Regions from separate parts of the Homo sapiens genome. Here region 2 is linked to region 1. A link is a loop called in an ENCODE intact Hi-C map of the cell type or tissue named here. Cell type or tissue: B cell. All regions are shown on one strand. Region 1 holds the start of ANP32A (acidic nuclear phosphoprotein 32 family member A). Region 2 holds the start of CLN6 (CLN6 transmembrane ER protein).

Region 1 (4,000 bases):
CCTTCCCCCTCCGCGCAGGGGGCTTCCGGAAAGTACGCGGGAAGACCGCGGCCCCGGCCCCCTCCCCCATCACCACACCCAGCCCCCAAACGCTAGGCGCCGGGTCCCGGCCGGGACGAAAGCGGCCGGAGAGAGGCAAACCGCCCGCAAATAGTGCGCGGAAACTCCGGCCTCCACCGGCGGCGCCCCCTCCTCTCCCGCGGCCGCCCCCTCCCCGCCCTGCGCGCCATAAGGCACTCGCACGTCTCCAGTCCACAGCTGCGTTAAGGCGGGGAGGGGGTAGACAAAAAGGATCTTGTTTTCAAAAGTCTCACTCAGGTTTGGGGGAGGAACTAGGGAAAAGAGGAAGCGAGGCCTGCCTTCGCCGGGATTCGGGTTTAACGGGCTAGAGGGGCGACAGGCCAGCGCACGGTGCTGCCCAAACTCCCAACTCCATGGAGCTCGGGCCACCGAGACTGGGGGCGTCCTCCCGCCAGCGCGTCCCCGGTCCCCCCAAGGGGCCAAGAGGGGAGCTGGCCAGGGTCTCCGCCCCAGAGCCGCCAACTCGCCGAAAACACTCAGGTTTGAAAGCGAGAGGGAGGCAGAAATAAAAACCAGCGTTCGAGTCACCCACCCTCACCTTCCCCCTCCTCAGGGGTAAGCTTTCGCTCGAGCCTCGCGATTCCCACCCGTGTAAGTTTCCTCCGGCCGTGCTCCCGCCGCTGCCCAATCAATAACGGCGGCTAGCGGGCAAACTCCCATCCTAGAGCTGCGTGTTTGCCATGCCCGCATAAACGTGGACCCAGCCAGTACCCACCACGGGCGCCAGCTCCGGGCAGCTCGCGTCCTGACAAAGTTTCCCGTGCCCATTTATTAAGCAGGCGCCGAATGGCTGCCGACAAGCCCAGCACTGAGAAAGACGGGCCGGGGGTTCGAGCTGGGGGGCACCAGGGCCCAAAGGCTGGCATCTTGGGGAAGCCGGAAGGAGCTGGGGCGAGGGGGCACCGGGACGTAGCCTTTGGGCAACTTGCACCAGCGATCGCTGGAGGCAGGGAGACGCGGGGATTATCTGTGCCTTAGCACGTTCGAAAATCCCTCCCCCTCCTTCTAATTTATCCTCCCTTCGGAAGGAAAGGAAGAAACATCAGCATCTGGCCCGAAGGTGGGGTGGAAAGAGTGAGGGAGAAAGAGGAGGAGAGGAAGGGAGGCAGAGAAAGGGAGGGAGGGAGAGAAAGGGCGCGTTCACGAACACTACAAAGTTACAAATATGGCTCCCCCGTCTCTCGCCTCATCACTGCAAAGAAATGAAGACGCACTTTAAACTCCAGCCATTCCCAACTCCGCTGCAGCCCCCTCCCCACGCGCTCTCCCCGGGGGCCTCGGCCCACATTTATCAGAAACTAAACCGGACTCGCGAAGCCCCAAACTTATTGTGTGTGCGAGCGAGCGAGCGAGAGAAAGGGAGGGGGGAGGCGCGGGAGGGGGGCGGAAGGGGGGATACATTTATAAAATGTAAAACCCCCTTTTTTTGTTGTTAAATCCAGGAGGCAGCCCCTCTCCTCCTCCTCCCTCGTTAATCTTCCCCCCAGACGGAGTCACGGGAGCAGCGATCTCCGAGGGTGATTTCGCCTCATTCTCTCCGACCCAAACGCGTGCGCCCGCCGGCCCCCGATGGGTGCACACTCGCACGCACACTCTCGCACCCACACTCGCACACGCGGGAGCACACGCACAGGTAGTCACACACCAAGGGCAGCGGCGGCGGCAGCCGGAACATGCTCGGATGGCATTGCAACCCCCCAGCCTTGCCAATTCGCTTGCAGTCCGACCCCCAAACCCGCACCTCCCGGGCGCCCCCCCCCAAAAAAAGTGCCTCCCCCCAGCGCGCACACACACACACACACACAAAGTAGGAGAATGGACCGACAGAGATATTTTTGGCAAATGCTCACATCAGAGGGCGTCCTGTTCCGCAGCTCTAAATGAATCCGTCTGCCCATCTCCATCTCTCGCGCTCTCTCTCTGCAGAGGCTCCCGCGCCGGCGGAATTCAATCAATAAACCCCGAACCCACGGCCGCGCGTTTTAGGACTTTGAAGGCTCAACCAGCTCCGCTCGGTTCTCGAGCCCCCAGCACCCGCGGCGCACACTAACCTGATCGCCGTGGAGGCGGGATCTGCGGCCCCATGGACGAGCGGCAGCGGCCCGAGCCAATCGCCGCCGAGGGTCTCCGGGCAACAGCCAATGGCAGTGGCGGCGGGGGGGGGAAGGGACCAATGGGCGGGCTGCGCAGCCGGCCAGGGAGGCTCGGCCATTTGGTAGTGGTGCCGGAGACGGACCCCTTTAGATTTCGGGGCGGCTGAGGAGCGCGGCGGCTGCTCTGTGGCTGAGTGAGGGGGGTGGGCGGAATGGCGGGGGAAGGGAAGGTGACTGTGCCTCGAGGGCCGAGCCGCCCGGCCTTGCCAGCCAGCCGCCGCCTCAGCGTTCGGCCGGGGGCGGGGCCGCAGGTGCGTTCTGCGAGGGGGAGGGGCGCGGCCGGAGGGGTCGGGTCGGGGTCCCCGCCCGGCCGAGGGCTTCGCGGGGCGGCGCGACGGGGTTGCGGAAGGAGGCGGGCGGCTTGAGGTCCGGGGACCGCGGGCTGCCCAGCGGGAGGGCAGATGAAAGGCCTGGAAGGAGGAGAGGGGTCAGGGTGCAATGCCGGGAGGGGCTCGTCGGGTCCCGGGTCCGGCGGCTCGCGCTGGGGAGCGTGGCTGCCCCCGTCACCCCCACCGCGGCTGCCCAGCAGCCCGCGCGCCCCTTCCCCTCCGGCCTCGTCCCTGTCAGGCCGCCACCATCGCCACCCTCGTATACATAAGTCAGTAAAAGCAAGATGCTTCCACTTTTGGATGACTTACCGCGCGGTCGCGACCCTTCCCACGAAGAGGCTTTTCACTTTGCTGTCATATTAGGTCAGCTTGGAAGAAGTGATCACCAAGAGACACCCAAGATCTTGTTTAGGCAATAAATGAATGAAGACCATGGATTAAGAACCGTTGCTAGATATGTAGAATATTAAAAGGTGGAAAAGGAAGGTGCTCATAACTCCTGGTTTTCTGGACCAAACATAATTTCTGGGCTTTATAGACCTAGTGAAAGAGAACGGCGCACGGTTTATTCTAATCGTCCACCTGAGTCATTCGGTTCGGTTTGGGTTGCCAAGGAGGCTCTAACTGGAGCCCTTTCTCCTGGTTTTTCGGCGTGGTTGCCTTGGGTATTTTTGAATCACATTAAGTTTTAAGAGACCTTAAAGCCCCGATGCCCACTGGGTTACCGACTTACGGCACTAAGTTGGCTGCCTGTGGCTGTTAATAAACCACGGGGATTGTTGTCAACGAGGACAGATACATCCTTACCTTTCCACACGACTGTATTTTAGTGTTTGTTTCTACATGTCTGCACTCTTCCCCACACGCCTCAAGGTAGTTTTTCTGGATACATATGTTTATTTTTCAGGAACAGGAGTTCAAAGGAGAGATAAGCCAGTATGTATGTTGCAAAGTTAAAATACTGTTGCATAATAGCAATCCAGTTTCATTCTTAGACATACGAAGTTGAGGAGGAAATAAAAAGTGACAATGTAAATAAAACACATACAGAATGCTTACACTGGGGAAGAAGCTGTAGTAACTTTAATATTGCAACCTGATGGATTGCAAGTGTAAAGCCCTGCAACTAAGGATTTTACTCAGTAAATTCTTTCAGATAAAATGATAAATGGAATTTGAAGTCTGATGTTTACTCTGATTAGGTGGGAAATGCACCATAAAAGTTAGAAGTCATTGTTTTATTTTATCTGGGTATAAATAGTATAATTTATTTAACTTGTTGACTTGCCTGTCATCCTCAGATTTTGTTAATCTTATTGAAGCCTATTTGTATAGTTGGAATTTATTCTAAGTTTTATTGGCTTCTTTGTAATACATGAGGAACCCCAAATTTCCTATTTATGCCATTGAGACAGTTGTTATTTCTGGATATGGTGT
Region 2 (4,000 bases), 590 kb before region 1:
AACTCACAGGCCGAGGGAGACAGGTGAGCTACAGTATGCGGTCTATGGCCAGTACATTGTTTCTAAGTGAAAACGGACACAGTCCGCAGCTGCTCAGCCCGCATGTCCGCAGCAGCAGAAACGAGCCATCCCTCACCTCAGCCCAAGCGCTCAGACTTCTCCCTTCATCCAGGTCGTACCAAAAACTTCCTAACAAGGACTTTGCGCATGCTAGTGCTCAGAAACTTCTCACGACTCCCCAGTGCCTATGGGATAAAGACTGTGTCCTTAACCTGTCACCTAGGACAGGAACTAGGGTGAGACAAGCAAGGCCTCCAAGGCCCAACATTTGAGGCGGCACTCACGGTCACGGCAGTGCGCCTACCCCTAAGTTTTGCAATCTAGGTCCTCAACTCGAGTCCTAGACTTGCTGCAATTAAAGGCCCTTCACAATCAGTCTGCATCCTCCTGTCACTTTCTTTTACAGCCGGAAAGCTCCAGCACCACTAAACTCCTTGCCCTTCCCCACTGTTTCCCTGGATGGAACAGCCTGTCTTCCCTGGGTCCCCTACCAAGTCCTCTGAGACTCAGCTCAAGTGCCACTTCCTCCATGAAGCCCTCCAAGATGACCGCTCACTCCCACTTGGGCTCTGTCTCTCCTGATCCCTACAGGACCGTAAGCCTCTCCCACCTTCACCCTGCCTACCCCCTTACTGCCTGGCACAGCGCTGGGCATACCACAGGCGCTTAAAGAATGCCTGCTGAATGCAGTGAATGTTTCTGGTCAGTAAAACGGGACGAAGGTAGAATGGAGCTCTGCTCGCCCAACGAGATAAACCAAAAACTGAGAAGGGCTCCTCATTCATTCTCTGGACGGCAGCTTCCGCCCTTCCCCGCTGTCTCTTCCATTACATTCGCACATTCTTGGGTGCCCCAGGTCAAGCAGACAGCCTCCTGATAAATGACAGAATCAAGTCCTACTCAGGGCTGGAGGGACCCCGAGAACGCGGAGGTGGCGCCCGGAACTTGCGGATAAGTTGGGGGTCCGAGTGACGAGGTGTGTGTACCCACCGCCCTGGGGAGCTCTCCCAGCGCAGCGGCTGTCCCGGCGCCAGCCCGGGTCGCTGGAACGCGGGAAGGGAGGAAAACCCCAAACTTCGGGCGGGCGCTCCTCCCACCCGAGCAACGGCGAAGCGGGGAGGCCGAGCCCCGCTGGGCCCCAGGCTCCCCAGACAGAGAAGGAAACGCGGGGGCACCGCCGCCACGGTAGCGCGCCTCCAAGCCCCCCGCGCTCCGCTCCGCCCCGGCCAGCGCCGCACACGAGGTTCCCGCCCGGCAGCCCTAGGAGCGTCACGTGGCGGGTCCCGAGGCCCCAGCGCACAGGCGCCTAGCCCGCCCTCTCACCCCGGCGCGCGCCCACCTGGCCTGCAGGAAGGAGGCGCCCAGCTGCGCGCCTGGGCCGCCCGTCGCTCCCAGGTGCTGCCGCCTCCGCGTCGCCTCCATGGCTGCCCCGCAGGCCCCTCGGCCCTGCCTTTCCGAGGAAGAGACCGGTTCAGCTCGGCTGCCCCGGCGGAGGCCGCCGCAAATTCCCAGCGCGGGGCGGTTCGGGGCGGGCCGGCGAGAGCGCGCGGCCCTCGGGAGGAACAGGCGGGGCTGCGGACCCGGGGCGGGGCGGAGCGGAGCGGAGCGGAGCGGAGGGAGGCGGGGCGGAGGGAGACGGGGCGGGCTCCGCTAGGGGAGGGCCGGGCGCTGCGAGTGTGGCGTCCTCGCGGGGCGGGGGCTGCTGGCCTGTCCGGGCTGCGCGCGTGACCACCAGCGGGCTGGGATGTGTTAGGGTCCCTTGCCTGCCTGGGTACGGGAATCTCTGTCTAGGGTGACTGAGGCCTGGGTGTTGGGCTGGGGCGGGGTAGCGACCTGGAGATAGACTAAGCTGATTTAAATGCTCCCCGGGGCAGAGGGTTCTGTGGGATTTCCCTTGTTCTTACGGGTGGAGGAGAGGAGGCAGGACTGGAGACCTGCACGTGTAGCACCCGCGTGGTGCAGCACGTGGGTTGCAGATGTTCTAGTGAGGGGCTGGCGGTGACAGTGGGAAGGAGCGAGTTGGTGACATCTAGAGTCGTGTGAGAGGTATGGTGACTGGGACTCTGGATGTGGGGGGTGAGGGGAGAAGAGTTCAGGCAGTGGCCGGATTCTGCCCCTGGGTGGATAGTGGAGGCACCCCCCGGGAAGTGGGCTAGAGCAGATTTCGTGTAAATAAAGATTCATCTTTGAACGCATTAAGCTTGAGGTGGGTCAGGAAGGCTGTTGGACCGGTGGTCTGAAGCTGAGGCGAGACCTGGGAACCCAGTGGACAGGCTCGTGAGTCACCGGAGCATACAAGACAGACAGAACCTAAGGGGACAGCATCCTCAAGTGAAAAACAGAACCAAAGGTCAAACCTGAGAACAGCCTGCAGGGCAGATTGCCAGGACTTCATTAGTGGTACCACTTTGAACTAGCTGTGATGCGGGCAAATGGCTCAACCCCTCACAGCTTCAGTTTACTCATCTGTAACAAGAAGATGCCTATTGCATCTACTACATTGGAGTTGTGATGACTATATGAAACTCTTAGCAGAGAGCCCAGCACTGGTGGACTAAGTTATTTACAATAGCCCGTCTCGAGACCTGAGGTTTCCCTCCACAGAAAGGTTACCTTCCACACCACTGTCAATGTCACAAACTCTCTCCTCCCCACGGTCACTGTCAGCAGCCCAGGCCGCTAACTAGAACAACTGCAACCAACTCCCATTCTCCCCACCACCCCCGTGCTACACCAGGCGCACACGACATGTGCAGGTCTCCAGTCCTGTCTCCTCTCACCCAGCCCTCAAGCCGCTGCAGAAGGGATGTGCCTCTTGGAAGGGATGTGCCTCAGATGCAAATGCAATGTGCCATTCCCCTGCCCAGTATCCTTGGTCTGCTTCCCAGACCATGAGGGGTCTGAGCTATGCCTATTTCCATTCTATTTTCTTTCCTGTCTTTCTTCTTGGGAGATGTTTATTGGATTTATTTCTTTCCCCTTTGGTCAGAACCTGCATGTCCTTTCTTGGCTGTGGGAGGCTAGGACTGCCTGCCTGGGAGTCATTTTCCATCAGCCCCATCCTGGGCTCTAGCAGCCCACAGGCCACACCTCAATCCCCCCCCTCCGCCCCTGGTCCCCTGAAGAACACATTTGCTTTAAAGCTTTCCTTGTTTCATTTGATCCACACACACCAGGTCGTAAGGAGAACAGGTGATTGTCTCTGTTTTGTAGCAGAGAAAAACCTAGGCCCTGAGCTGAAGTACTGTGCCCAAGGGTCAGCCAAGGACAGCACTCAGACGGGGCCCCAGATTTAATTCTGGTGAATCTGATCTACACATCGATCTCGGTATACACCAGAGAAGAAGGATTGAGGCTTCCCGCTCTGACCCCAATTTCTTATCCTCTGCAGGCTTTGCAAGCCTGCTGGGCTCCAGAGGGAGGGGCATGCAGTGCCCATGATGTCATCATCGATTTAATAACACTCAGAGGTGGGCTTCCAGCCATCAGAGGATGAGGCCGTGTGGAGGGAGCCTCTCTAGCTCATTTAATCCTCCAATCTCTTAAATACAAACACATCTGCCTTTTTTCTGGAGTCCGCTGCTACCCCTTGAGGGGAGGGGAGTCCAACCTGGCAGGGGGCTGGGCCTTTCTGAATGAACAAGATGAGAATTCTCCCTGTCCGGTGGGATTATCAGCCCCCTCTCTTTCCCATCCCACCAGGACACTTTAAAAACACCATCTTCATTAGCTCTTTAAATTGCATGGAAATTTGGGGGAGGAGGATAGAGTAAAGCTGAGGGGTACACATTTGCAGGATCTTGTTTGTGATTATCTGAGAACATGGGCCCTGCACATCAGAAGGGAGTCTAGTCTCAGCTCTCTGAGCTGCAATTTCAGTGGCCAGCATCAAGAAATCTTTCAGCTGAGAAGGTCCTTTGGTATTATGCATCTTGGTGGT

The links. Hi-C counts contacts between places; a loop is a spot of excess contacts. Peaks named below come from ENCODE experiments on the same cell type or tissue, not always from the same donor. Only the 100,000 strongest peaks of a DNase experiment are listed, where the experiment ranks them.
Region 2: a loop joins it to region 1, with 9 times the contacts of the local background. A loop is called at or near these places in 2 of 110 quality-filtered maps.

What each region holds. Positions count from the first base shown.
Region 1 is chr15:68,818,767-68,822,766 of GRCh38, forward strand. ANP32A (acidic nuclear phosphoprotein 32 family member A) reads right to left here and starts at 2,129. Exons shown (of 7, transcript NM_006305.4): 1 at 1,932-2,129. The coding sequence starts at 1,985. RefSeq lists silencers at 1-210, 471-580, 2,081-2,330, 2,381-2,540, 2,611-2,670 and enhancers at 246-827, 828-1,409. In B cell, no CTCF peak of the experiment used is centred here; DNase peaks (open chromatin) are centred at 365, 1,155, 1,635, 2,165 and 1 weaker place; H3K4me3 peaks cover 3,602 bases; H3K27ac peaks cover 3,413 bases.
Region 2 is chr15:68,228,103-68,232,102 of GRCh38, forward strand. CLN6 (CLN6 transmembrane ER protein) reads right to left here and starts at 1,626. Exons shown (of 7, transcript NM_017882.3): 1 at 1,400-1,626. The coding sequence starts at 1,482. RefSeq lists enhancers at 911-980, 1,011-1,090, 2,321-2,370 and silencers at 1,131-1,720, 1,490-1,669. In B cell, a CTCF peak has its summit at 2,080; DNase peaks (open chromatin) are centred at 329, 1,549, 1,649 and 1,959; H3K4me3 peaks cover 2,118 bases; H3K27ac peaks cover 1,980 bases.